Regions from separate parts of the Homo sapiens genome. Here region 1 is linked to region 2. Evidence: read pairs that join two places in POLR2A ChIA-PET (ENCODE). Cell type or tissue: CD4-positive, alpha-beta T cell. All regions are shown on one strand. Each heading gives the region's core, and the rest is flanking DNA. Links, peaks and the distances in the headings are about the cores only. Region 1 overlaps CYP4F22 (cytochrome P450 family 4 subfamily F member 22). Region 2 overlaps LINC01841 (long intergenic non-protein coding RNA 1841).

Region 1 (6,337 bases), core at 746-4,745, 1.2 Mb before region 2:
CTCCAGTGTGTCCCTCATGAATGGCCCCAGGAGAATCTCATCTGACTATCAGATCTGACCACGCCCCTTCCTGCTCACACACCCATCACCCTCACATACCAGCCCATTTTCAAAGCCCTGAATCATTTGCCTTTGTCCAAATCTCTCTCAAGACACCTCTGTCTTCCACCCCCTATTCGACGTCACAGAACTAACACCACATAACTTTTTGTTTTTTGTTTTTTTGAGATGGGGTCTCACTCTGTCACCCAGGCTGGGGTGTGTGGTGAGATCATAGCTCACTGCTGCCTCCAATTCCTGGATTCAAGCGATCCTCCCACCTCAGCCTCCCGAGTAGCTGGGACTACAGGCATACGCCACCATGCCTGGCTAATTTTTTAATTTTGTGTATGGACAGGGTATCGCCATATTGCCCAGGCTGGTCTTGAACTCCTGAGCTCAAGTGATCCTCCAAGTTCAGCCTCCCAAAGTGCTGGGACTACAGGCATAAGCCACCATGCCCGGCCACACCACAGAACTTTTCTCAGCTCCTTAAAAAGACCACGTGCTCTCTCTTCTCTGAGACTTTCCACCAGCTGTTCTCTCTGCCCCAAACACTCTTCCCTCATCCTGTATGAGAACTTGAATGCTTCTCCCCACCCCTGACCCAGCAGTCACTCTGGATTGTATCCACTTAGTTACAAGCCCCTTAACAGGAGGGTTCGTGTTGATTACTGATATGTTGTGCTAGATAAATTTTTATTAAATGAATAAATAAGTCAATCCAAGGATGGATGAATGAAAGAATAAATGGGTGGATGGATGAGTAGAGGGACAGATGAGTACATGGATGGATAAATAAGTGGATGGATGAATAGCAGATGGATAGATGGTGGGTGGGTGGATGGATGGATGGATGAATGGATGGATGGGTGGATGGTGGATGGATGGATGAGTGGATGGATGGATGAATGAGTGGATAGGTGGAAGGTGGATGGATGAATGAATGAATGAGTGGATGGATGAATGGATGGATCCTCCTTCTATATACTGAACAGATTTGGGGCTGAATGGGCAGAGGCCCAGGAAGGAAGTATCTGAAATTCGAGTGATATCACTTTTACCTGAATGCGACTCAGCCACCTACACCGACACAATCCCTAGGAATTGGCCAATTGCCTACACAATCATCCGCCCACTCATCCCCCCATTCATCACACCTCTTATGCTGCCTTTCTGTGCCCAACCCAAGCTGGGTGATGCTGGGGACCCACAGATGGCTCAGCTCTATGCCCTCCCTGGAGGAGCTCCTGAGTGGGGCAGGAAAGGGAAGCAGAGACACACCATGCAATTACCAAGAAGGTAGAAAGTGTGCTAGGTGCTAAGGAAGGCTCAGAAAAAGGGCTGTTGGAAGTCAGGGCAGGCTTCCTGGAGGAGGCAGCATTGAAGAGGAAAGCAGGAGTCTAGTCACTCCTCTCCTCTCTGCACTCTGGACTCCAAGATAGGCTCCACAGGGATCTTTCTGACACCAGGATCTGGTCAATAGCTGTCTTGTTCAAATACTTCCCGTGGCTCCCTATCACTCCCAGGATAAAGTACAAGTTCATTCACTTTGCTGTCCAGTTCCTGCTTAACTGTCAGTCTCATTTCCTATTCCCCCCAACATATCACCTTCACTCCAGCCACCCTAAATCACCTGAATTCCCCTGGAATTTTCACACATCTGCATCAAGGCACTGGCAGGACCTTCCATCTGGGACTCCTTCTCTGGCAAGCTCCTAGGCATCCTTCGGGGCCCAGCTTCACTGACACCTACTCCAGGAAGCCTTCTCCAAACCCCCTTCTCAGCTGAACCATTGTTCTCTCATCCTCAGGTTCCTTTTCCACTCCAACTCTGACCACAATGCCAGGAAAGTCTGTGTCCACGCTCCTCACCAGTTTTCCCCTCCAGCAAAAAGGAGATGGTAGGCCAGGTGCAATGATTCACACCTGCAGTCCTAGCACTTTGGGAGGCAGAGGCAGGAGGATCACTTGAGCCCAGAAGTTCAAGACCAGCCTGGGCAACACAGCAAGACTCTGTCTCTACAAAAATGTTTTTTAAAAAGAAAAAAAAAAAGAGGGAGAGATGGTAATGCCTACCATGGATGAGACGGTGTACGAAATACCCCCACATGGTGCCAGCATGGAGAAACTCATGCTCAGAAAGCTGCATATCACTATGTTTGAGAGCTTGGGTTCTGGGCCAGCCAGGTCTGAGTTCAAATCCCAGCCCTGCCACTAACTAGATATGTAAGCCTGGACATGTTACCACTGCCAAAGGAGAAAATAGAACAATCTTGCCTCATGGCATCCCTATAAGACTCAACAAGCTCTTGTGTTCCTGGCACATGGTAGATGCTCATTAAATACGTGCGTAGGTAAATGAATAATTGACCAACTGTTGGCTATTTTTATTACTATGGTTAAAATGATTATTTATTGGCATCAAGAACTTGTGAGATAAATAGTTGTGTTTCCTGTTAGTAGAAAATTAATGCACACCCTCTGTGGAAAACAGCAAGGTGGCTCCTTAAAAAGTTAAGTACAGAATTCCATATGACTTGGCAATTCTACTCCTAGGTATCTACCCAAGAGAGAAATGAAAACATATGTCCACCCCAAAACTTGAACACATATGTTCATAGTAGCATGATTCACAACATCCAAAAGGTGAATGGGTAAACAAAAAAAAATCCATACAGTGAAATGAATTCAGCCCTAATGACCAACCTGGACAACATAGCAAGACCCCATCTCTACAAAAATAAAAATAAAAATTAGCTGGGCATGGTGGTGCGTGCCTGCAGTTCCAGCTACTCGGGAGGCTGAGGCAGGAGGAGAATCACTCGAGCCCAGGATTTCAAGGCTGTAATGAGTTATGGCTACACCACTGCACTCCAGCCTCTGGGTGACAGGGTAAGACCCTGTCTCAAAAAAAAAAAAAAAAAAAAAAGAATGAAACTGATTCCTACTACAACGTGAATGAACTTCAAAAACATTATGCTGAGTAAAAGAAAACAGACACAAAAAGATCACATTTTATGTGGTTCTCTTTCTATGATGTACCCAGAATAGGCAAATACATAGAGACAGAAAGCAGATTCGAGGTTACCAGCGGATGGGAGGAGGAGGGAAATGGGAAGTGATTACTCAATGGGTACAGAGTTTTTTTATGAGGTGACTAAAAATTTTGAAACTGGAAAATGCTGGTGGTTGCCCAACATGGTGAATACACTAAATACCACTGATTGTTCACTTGTAAATGGTTAATTATATGTTACATGAATTTCACCTCCATTTTAAAAAGATGATATAAAAGCAAGCTACAATTATATGTCTATATATCATCATGTTCTCTATAAAGCATGTTTATCTACTTTCTCTCATTAAAATTTCCTAGTCCAAAGGCCCATAAGATGATGGGGAAACTGAAGCTCCAACAGGAGCTGGGCCCTCCTCCAGGCTCAAGGGCTGTGCAGCTCCAAGCTCAGAACAGCAAGCCACTCCCAGGTGTGGCCCCAGGAGGTCCTGATCCAGGGTGGTGTCTGTGACTGGAGCCTGATCTGTGTAATTCCAGGTGGGGGCACCCTGGGGCCAAGAGGCCTCACTCCAGGCTGACTCACAGCACCACCCTTTTTTCCATCCTGGAGTTCCCTATCTGGCTTCTCTGATGGGGTACACAGAATATCCCCTCCCTCCACTGGATGAGGGGAGGGCAAGAGGCTTAAGCATCTACTACATGACAGCCCCTGCTGGGGCACTACTCCTCGGTCTGTTTGGAGTCTCAGAACCAGGCAGGATGGTGCTCAGGAAACTGATGCTCTGAGGGGGAGGAGAAGGGAGGAGGAAGGAGAAAAAAGAGAGACCAGGCGCTGTAGCTCACGCCTGTAATCCCAGCACTTTGAGAGGCCAAGGCAGGAGAATCACTTAAGGTCAGGAGTTCAAGACCAGCCTGGCCAATATGGTGCAGCCCCGTCTCTACTGAAAAAAAAAAATACAAAAATTAGCCAGGTGTGGTGGTGCACACTTGTAGTCTCAGCTACTCGGGAGGCTGAGACAGGAGAATCACTTGAACTCGGGAGGCAGAGGTTGCAGTGAGCTGAGATCATGCCACTGCACTCCAGCCTGGGTGACAGAGTGAGACTCTGTCTAAAAAGAAGAGGAAGAAAAAGAAGAAGGTGGAGGAGGAGGAGGGGGATGGGGAGGAGAAGAAGGAGAAGGAGGAGAAGGAGAAGAAGAAAGAAGTAGAAGGAGGAGGAGAGAAAGAAGAAGAGAAGGGAGGAGGGGGAAAGAGGAGTAGAGAGAGAAGTAGAAGGAGGAGGAGAAGAGGGAGGAAGAAGAAAGGAAAGGAGGAAAAGAGAAAGAAAAACATATATTAAAAAGGCAGAAGAGAAACCCTTACTAATGCCTATCCATATTATTTTTTTTTTAATTTTTTTAGAGACAGAATCTCACTCTGTTGCCCATGCTGGATGCAATGGCACAATCATAGCTCTCTGCAGCCTCAACCTCTTGGACTCAAGCAATCCTCCTACCTCAGCCTCCTAAGTAGCTGGGACTATAGGCACGCACCACCACACCTGGCTAATTTTTTAAATTTTTTGTAAAGATAGAGTCTTGCTCTGTTGCCCAGGCTGGTCTTGAACTCCTGGGCTCAAGTGATCCTCCTGCCGTGGCCTCCCAAAGTGCTGAGACTGCAGGCATGAGTCACTGCACGTGGCCTCTTATCCACATTATATTATTCAGGCTTCACAACTGCACCCATTTTACAGATCAAAACCTGAGATCCAGAGAGGCTAGATAAATGGCTGGGGTCTCACAGCAAGCATGTGCCAAGGCCAGAATTTGAAGCCAACCCACCTCAGTCCTGGCCCAGGGCTCTTCCCACAAGTTGGTATTCATCCCTCAGAAGAGTCAATTCTCCCTCCCAAGGTCTAGGTTTTCCCCTTAGTTCAACAGGGATCGTCATCCCTTCACAAATGTAATAACGGGAGACAACAAGGCATTGAGAGGGAATAGCTGTGGAAGGGGAAGATGGCAGCTTCTTTCACAGCTCCTGGGTGGCAGCCCTGGAGATGGTCCCCAGATGCGTGTTTGTAGAGGCAAAGCTGGGACAGAGATCCTAAAATTCCTGGAATCTCCCACTTTTTTTTTTTTTTTAAGAGACTAAGCCTTGCTCTGTCACCCAGGCTGGAGTACAGCAGTGGTGCAATCATAGCTCACTGCAGCCTCCATCTGCTGGGCTCAAGCAATCCTCTCACCTCAGCCTCCTGAGTAGCTGGGACTGCAGGCATGCACCACAACACCCAGCTAATATTTTTAAATGCTTTTGTACAGATGGGGTCTTGCTAGATTACCCAGGCTGGTCTTAAACTCCTGAGCTCAAGTGATCCTCCCATCTCAGCCACCCAAGTAGCCGAGACTACAGGTGCACATCACTGCCACTGGGTAATTATTTATTTTTTTCGAGAGACAGGGTCTTGCTGTGTTGCCCAGGCTAGTCTCAAACTCCTGGCCTCAAGCAACCCTCCTGCCTCAGCTTCCCAAAGTGTTGGGATTACAGATGTGAACCACCATGCCTGACCTACTGGAGCTCATTGGTTCATTTGAGAGTGAGTTCTCTCAGATGTCCCGATACCTCTGGAGGTGCCCAGGTAATATGGTTTGGCTGTGTCCCATCTAAATTTCATTTTGAATTATAATTCCGATAATCCCTATGTGTCATGCGAGGGATCCGGTGGGGGGTAATTGAATCATGGGGGCGGTTACCCCCATGTTGCTGTTCCCATGATAGTGAATGAGTTCTCACGAGATTTAACGAATTTCCCCCTTTTACTTGGCACTTCTCCTTCCTGCTGCCATGTGAAGAAGGACGTGTTTGCTTCCCCTTCCGCCATGATTGTAAGTTTTCTGAGGCCTCCCCAGCCCTGCGGAACTGTGAGTCAATTAAACCTCTTTCCTTTATAAATTACCCAGTCTAGGGTAGTCCTTCATAGCAGCGTGAGAACTGACTAATACACCAGGTACACAAGGCCACACTGAGGATCCAGAGTCCCGCTCATGAGGAAGATAGAGCTGGACACAGACATACCCAGGTCCAAAGGGTTAGGACTGAGAATAGGTCTGTCTGGGAAGCCAGGGAAAGATTCCTGGAGGAGGCGGCCATTGGAGCTGGGTGTTGAAGGCTGAGCAAGAGCTTGCCAAGCAGACTTGGAAGTCTCACATCTTGGGATAGGTGTGGACTGCACGAGGAAGAAGGAATTCTTCCACATCTCCCTCCCTGCCAGTCAGAGTCAGCCCAAGTGATGACAGCAGGCTG
Region 2 (6,996 bases), core at 1,495-5,494:
CTCCACACTCCAGCCTGGGCGACAGAGTGAGACTCTGTCTCAAAAAAAAAAAAAAAAAAAAAAAAAAAAGGAAGAAGCTGAAGCATAAAAGATGATTTAAAGAGTTTACTTGGGGCCAGGTGCGGTGGCTCATGCCTGTAATCCCAATGCTCTGGGAGGCCAAGGCGGGCGGATAACCTGAGGTCGGGAGTTCAAGACCAGCCTGACCAACGTGGAGAAACCCTGTCTCTACTAAAAGTACAAAATTAGCCAGGCGTGGTGGTGCACGCCTGTAGTCCCAGCTACTCAGGAGGCTGAGGCAGGAGAATCGCTTGAACCCGGGAGGCGGAGGTTGCCGTGAGCAGAGATCATGCCACTGCACTCCACTCCAGCCTGGGCAACAAGAGCAAAACTCCGTCTCAAAAAAAAAAAAAAAAAAAGAGTTCACCTGAGGCCAGGCACAGTGGCTCATGCCTGTAATCCCAACACTTTGGAAGGCTGAGGGAGGAGGATCACTTGAGCTCAGAAGTTTGAGACCAGCTTAGGCAACGTGGCAAAACTCCGTCTCTATAAAAAATACAAAAAAATTCTCAGCATCTTGGGAGGCTGAGATGGGCGCATCACTTAAGGCCAGGAGTTCACAACCAGCCTGACCAACATGGCAAAACCTAGTCTCTATTAAAAATACAAAAAAAAAAAAAAAAAAAATAGCTGGGTGTGGTGGTACATGCCTGTAATCCCAGCTACTCTGTAGGCTGAGGCAGGAGGATCACTTGAACCCAGGAGGCGGAGGTTACAGTGAGCTGAGATCGTGCCACTGAATTCCAGCTGGGCAACAGAACGAGAATGTCTCAAACAAACAAAAAATTAATCAGGCAGAGTGGTGCATGCCTGTGGTTCCCAGCTACTTGGGAGGCTGAGGTGGAAGGATCGCTTGAGCCCAGGAGTTCAAGGCTGCAGTGAGCTATGATGGCACCATTGCACTCCAGCCTGTGCGACAGAAATAGACCCTGTCTCAAAAAAAAGAAACCCCAAAACACAACTTAGCCAGGCGTGGCGGTGTCCACTTGTAGTCCTGGTGACTTGGGAGGCTAAAGTGGGAGGATCGCTTGACCCAGGAAGTCGAGGCTGCAGTGAGCTATGATTGCACCACTGCACTCCAGCCTGGGTGACAGAGTGAGACTCCATCTCAAAAATAAAAAATAAATCTTAGCTCTTCTAATAGATGTATGAAGTGGTATCTCCTTGTGGTTTTAATTTGCATTTCTGTAACAACTAATGCTGTTGCGCATCTTTTCATATGCATATTTACCATCGAAATGTCCTCTTTGGCGAAGCATCTGTTCAAATCTTTTGCCCATTTTTAAACTGGGATTTTTTTTCCTTCTTATTGTTGAGTTCCGTATATATTCTTATATAAAGAGTTTTTATTTTAAGAGTTCTTTATATATTCTGGATACACATTCTTTCAGAAAAATGATTTGAAAATATTTCCTCCTAGTTGGCGGCTTGTCTTTTTATTTTCTTTATGTCTTTTGAAGAGCAAAAGTTTTCATTGTGATGAAGTTCAATTCGCTCATTATTTTTTTCTTTTACGGATTGTGGTTTTGGTGACATAGGTAAGAAACCTTTGCCTAATCCATGGTCTCAAAGATTTCTTTTTCTTTTTTTGTCTCCTGAGACGGAGTCTTGCTCTGTCGCCCAGACTGGAGTGCAGTGGTGCAATCTCGGCTCATTGCAACCTCCGCCTCCCCAGTTCAGGTGATTCTCAGGCCTCAGCCTCCAGAGTAGCTGGGATCACAGGCATGAGCCACCACGCCTGGCTACTTTTTAAATATTTTTAGTACAGACGGGGTTTTGCCATGTTGGCCAGGCTGGTCTCAAACTCCTGACCTCAGATGATCCCTCCACCTGAGTCTCCCAAAGTGCTGGGATTACAGGCATGAGCTACTGCGCCTAGTCTCATTTAGTCATTTAGTTACTTTTTGTGTGTGATTATGAGGTAGGGTCTAAGTTCTTTTTTTTTTTTTTTTTTTTGAGACGGAGTCTCGCTCTTGTTGCCCAGGCTGGAGTGCAATGGCACGTGACCTCTGCTCACTGCAACCTCTGCCTCCCGGTTTCAAGTGATTCTCCCTCAGCCTCTCAAGTAGCTGGGATTACAGGCACCTGCCACCACGCCCGGCTAATTTTTTTTTCTTTTTTGAGATGGAGTCTCTGCTCCCATCACGCACAGTGAAGTGCAGTGGCTCAGTCTTGGCTCACTGCAACCTCTGCCTCCCAGGTTCAAGTGATTCTCCTGCCTCAGCCTCCCAAGTAGCTGGGATTACAGGCATGTGCCACCAAGCCTGGCTAATTTTTGTATTTTTAGTAGAGATGGTGTTTCACCATGTTGGCCAGGCTGGTCTCGAACTTCTGACCTCAGGTGATCCACCCACCTCAGCCTCCCAAAGTGCTGGGTTTACAGGCATGAGCCACCATGCCCAGCTGGGTCTAAGTTTTAAATTATTATTATTATTTTTTTACACGTGTATATCCTATTCTTGGGAAAATTTAAAGGGAGTTATTTCTGTTTCTGGTAACGTGCGCGTTCAGTGTGTGCTCCCCTGCCTGTAATTCTCCCATTAGGGTCAGGGCAGGGCTGGAGAAGCGAAAACCATAACTAGAAGAGACTTCCCCAACAGGATGTTGCCCAACCCTGGCCGGGCTGACATTCAGCCTCGAGGGTCCTTATCGGCAGTACAATTGCAGCTGTGACCAAACCCAGCCACCCACAGCCTGACACCCCCAACATCCTTGACCTTCCCTTTAGCTTCGGGCTTGAGCAGGCCTTTGATACTCAAATAGAGAAAGGAGACAGCAAGACCCCTGTGCCTTCTCAGAGGGGGCACCCCCTTCCCCGATGCCTTCACGGGTCCTGCCTCTCCGGGACCCAGCTTCCCTCCTGGCCACCCCACCACCTCCCCAGCCACACCTCATTTCCACCCATCTAGAGAGGGTGAAACACAAACACTCCTGGCAGCCCTGCCCGAGTGTGTCCTGGGACATGGTGGGGTGGGGGCTCCCTGACTCCTGGGAAGGGGAACTCTGGGGTGGCCTGTCCTCCCAGCTCCTCACCCCACTGGTGCCTCGCCCCATGAGTCGTGTGAAAAGGCAACAAAACCAACCGCAGGGAGATATAAAATCTCTTCCTGTATCTGTGACAGCTGTTATGTTGGTCTGGCCGTCTGTTCTTCCTGTGAGCACCTGAATCCGTTCAGACCAAGCTCTTCCTCTCTCCAAGAAGCCTCTATGGCTCCCACCTCACCCAGTAAAATCCAGTCTTCCCCAAGGCCCACAAGGCTTGGCTGTGTGATTTGCCCTGTCACCTCCAGCTCTCTTCCCCTCATTCACTTGGCTCCAGCCACCCCAGCTTCCTCACTGTTCCCCAAATAAATATGCCAGGCCCAGTCCAGCCTCACAGCCTTTGCATGCGCTGTTCCCTCTGCCTGGAACACCTTTCCCCCAGATATTTTTTTATTTTTTTATTATTTTGTGTTTTTGAGACAGAGTCTTGCTCTGTTGCCCAGGCTGGAGTGCAGTGGCGCAACCTCAGCTCACCACAGCCTCTGCCTCCTGGGTTCAAGCCATTCTCCTGCCTCAGCCTCCCGAAAAGCTGGGACTACAAGTGGGCATCACCACGCCCGGCTAATTTTTGTATTTTTAGTAGAGACGGGGTTTCACCATGTTGGCCAGGCTGGTCTCGAACTCCTGACCTCAACTGATCTGCCTGCCTTGGCCTCCCAAAGTGCTGGGATTACAGGCATGAGCCACTGCGCCTGGCCCCTCTCACTCTTTTGTCTGCCTAACATACTTGCTCAGAGGTCACCTCCTCAGTGAGTACTTCCCTGACGACCCCCATATTTGAAATTTTAGCTTCCTTCCCCCAGTCCTTTCTAACCTTTCCCCTCTATTTTATTTTTCTCTATAGCACATCACCTTCTAATATTTTAATTCATGAATTTACATAGAGTGTCAGTCCCATGGGGGCAGGGGTTTTTCTGTCTTGTTCACTGCTGTATCCTCAGCACCTAAAACAGGGCCAGGGACACCACAGGTGCTCAATTAATGTTTCTCAGCCAGGTGCAGTGGCTCAGGGCTGTAATCCCAGCACTTTTGGGAGGCCAAGACGGGCACATCACCTGAGGTCAGGAGTTCGAGACCAGCCTGGCCAACACGGTGAAACCCTGTCTCTACTAAAAATACAAAAATTAGCTGGGTGTGGTGGCGCGTGCCTGTAATCCCAGCTACTAGGGAGGCTGAGGCAGGAGAATTGTGTGAACCCAGGAGGCGGAGGTTGCAGTGAGCTGAGATTGCGCTAGTGCACTCCAGCCTGGGCAACAGAGCGAGACTGTGTCTCAAAAAAATAAATAAATCAAAATAAATAAATAAATAAATGTTTCTTGAATAAATTGTCACTTTTGCCTACACTCTTTGTCTACTGAGGTCTGTAGGGCCATCCCCACCCTCATCAACAGGAGTGGCTCATGGACTCATTCTATCCTTTCTAGCCACTGTGATTGGTTCCTAAATGACATGTGACCCCAAACTGTCCAATCAGAGGGAGCCCAGGAATTATTATTTTCTTCTTTTGAAGCAGGGCTTCACTTTGTCACCCAGGTGTGAGTGCAGTGGCACGATCATGGTTCCACTGCAGCCTCAATTCCCAGGCTCGAGTGATCCTCCCTCCTTATTTTTTAATTTTTTTTTATAGAGATGAGGTTTCACTATGTTGCCCGGGCTGGTCTCAAACTCCTGGGCTCAAGCAAGCCTCCTGCCTTGGCCTCCCAAACTGCTGGGATTACAGGCATGAGCCACCACACCCAGCCAGATTACTTTGTTTGAGCCCGTGAATCCAGCTGTCCCTGAAGCCAACATATCTTAAACTTTTCAATGACACAAACCAATAAATTATCATTATTTTTTCTTTAAGCCAGTTTGGGTTTGGATTTTTTACTTGCAACTAGAATAGTCTTCCCCAATCAACCACCTCTCCCTCCCTCCCTTGCTCACTCTCTTCTTTCTTCTCTCCCTCCCTCCTTCCTCCTTTCTCTCTCTTTTTTTTTTTTTTTTTTCAGGACCAACTCTGGTCCAGGCTGGAGTGCAGTGGCATGATCTTGGCCCACTGCAACCTCTGCCTCCCAGTTCAAGCAATTCTCCTGCCTGAGCCTCCCGAGTAGCTGGGATTACAGGCACCTGCCACCATGCCTGGCTAATTTTTGTATTTTTAGTAGGGACGGAGTTTAGCCATGTTGGCCAGGCTGGTCTCAAACTCCTGACCTCAAGTGATCGGCCCACCTTAGCCTCCAAAAATGCTGACATTGCAGGCGTAAGCCAGCGCGCCTAATTTAATCTCTACTATATCTTGGCAGAGTCACTATGTCCTCCAACACAGCTGAATCAAAACCGTATTTCACCTTTCTGCCAAACAGCTCTCCACCCATCATTCCCTCCTCCGCCTTCCCCTGCCATCCCCTCCCCCACTCTGTGTGGGGGACTCTGCCCAGTATGGGAATGAATTATGGCTCCCCCACTAGAGGGCTGCGTGCCCTCGCTAAGTGACTTCACCTTTCTGGGGCCTCACTTTCCCCATCTATAAAATGAGGTCATAACAGTATACCCATTGTTCCCAAGTCTGCCTCCTCTCTAACCACGCCCTTTTTTTTTTTTTTTTTTTTTGAAACAGAGTCTCGCTCTGTCACCCAGGCTGGAGTGCAGTGGTGCGATCTTTGCTCACTGCAATCTCCACCTCCTGGGTTCATGTGATTCTTGTGTCTCAGCCTCCTGAGTAGCTGGGACTATAGGTGCCCGCCACCATGCCCAGCTAATTTCTTTTTTTCTTTCTTTCTTTCTTTTTTTTTTTTTTTTGAGATGGAGTCTCCCTCTGTGAGGCTGCCAGTGGAGTCCAGGCTGGAGTCCAGTGGCATAATCTAGGCTCACTGCAACCTCTGCCTCCCGGGTTCAAGCGATTCTCCTGCCTCAGCCTCCTGAGTAGCTGGGACTACAGGCGCATGCCACCATGCCCAGCTAATTTTTGTATTTTTAGTAGAGACAGAGTTTCACCACATTGGCTGGGATGGTCTCAAACTCCTGACCTCCTGATCCACCCACCTCGGCCTCCCGCAGTGCTAGGATTACAGGCATGAGCCACCGCGCCCGGCCTCTAATTTTCATATTTTTAGTAGATACGGGCTTTCACCATGTTGCCCGGGCTGGTCTCGAACTCCTGATGTCAAGTGATCTGCCCGCCTTAGCCTCCCAAAGTGCTGGGATTACAGGCGTGAGACACCATGTCAGTCCTCTAACCCCTTCTGACTGACCCATCACTTGAGCCTTGCTCACTTGCCCTGCTCCGGCCCTCTGGCCCCTGCTCCTGGCTCACTTGCCCTGCTCCCCCAAGTCCACTCCTTGGCCATAGAAGAAGGTCTCAACCCACCGGACCCCCACGGCCACCACAGTCAGGTCTGGAACTCTGAGGAGGCTGTTGTCATCACCCCCATTTCACAGATGAGGATACTGGGCCCTGAGTCACCCAGCCAGGATCTAAACAAGGCAATTTACATAAGAGAGGTAAAAGTGTGGCCAGGGGCAGTGGCTCATGCCTGTAATCCCAGCACTTTGGGAGGCAGAGGCAGAAGGATCTCTTGAGGCCGTAAGTTTGAGACCAGTCTGGGTAACATAACAAGACCCCATCGCTGCAAAAAACTATTTTTAAATTATCTAGATGTGGTGGTGCGTGCTTATAGTCCCAGCTACTTTGGAGGATCGCTTGAGGCCAGGAGTTCAAGGCTGTAGTGAGCTATGAGCATACCACTGCACTCCAGCCCGGGCAACAGAGTGAGACCCTGTCTCTGTAAAAACAGAGAGCAAGGGCCGGGCACAGCGGCTCATGCCTGTAATCCCAGCACTTTGGGAGGCCGAGGTGGGCAGATCACTTGAGGTCAAGAGTTCGAGACCAGCCTGGCCAACATGGTGAAACCC

The links. ChIA-PET counts read pairs that join two places held together with the same protein. Peaks named below come from ENCODE experiments on the same cell type or tissue, not always from the same donor. Only the 100,000 strongest peaks of a DNase experiment are listed, where the experiment ranks them.
Region 1: POLR2A ChIA-PET joins it to region 2 with 6 read pairs; 1 of 35 experiments calls an interaction of 5 or more read pairs at or near these places.

Annotation. Positions count from the first base shown.
Region 1 is chr19:15,530,226-15,536,562 of GRCh38, reverse strand. The region is part of intron 4 of CYP4F22 (cytochrome P450 family 4 subfamily F member 22); the gene reads right to left. Among named protein-coding and RNA genes, the nearest start is that of CYP4F22, 25 kb to the right of the region's middle. In CD4-positive, alpha-beta T cell, for the core only: no CTCF peak of the experiment used is centred there; a DNase peak (open chromatin) is centred at 3,162.
Region 2 is chr19:14,352,162-14,359,157 of GRCh38, reverse strand. All of the region lies in intron 1 of LINC01841 (long intergenic non-protein coding RNA 1841), which reads left to right. Among named protein-coding and RNA genes, the nearest start is that of LINC01841, 8.3 kb to the left of the region's middle. RefSeq lists enhancers at 2,800-2,849, 2,920-3,099, 3,160-3,259. In CD4-positive, alpha-beta T cell, for the core only: no CTCF peak of the experiment used is centred there; DNase peaks (open chromatin) are centred at 2,675, 3,147 and 4,555; H3K4me3 peaks cover 622 bases; H3K27ac peaks cover 1,824 bases.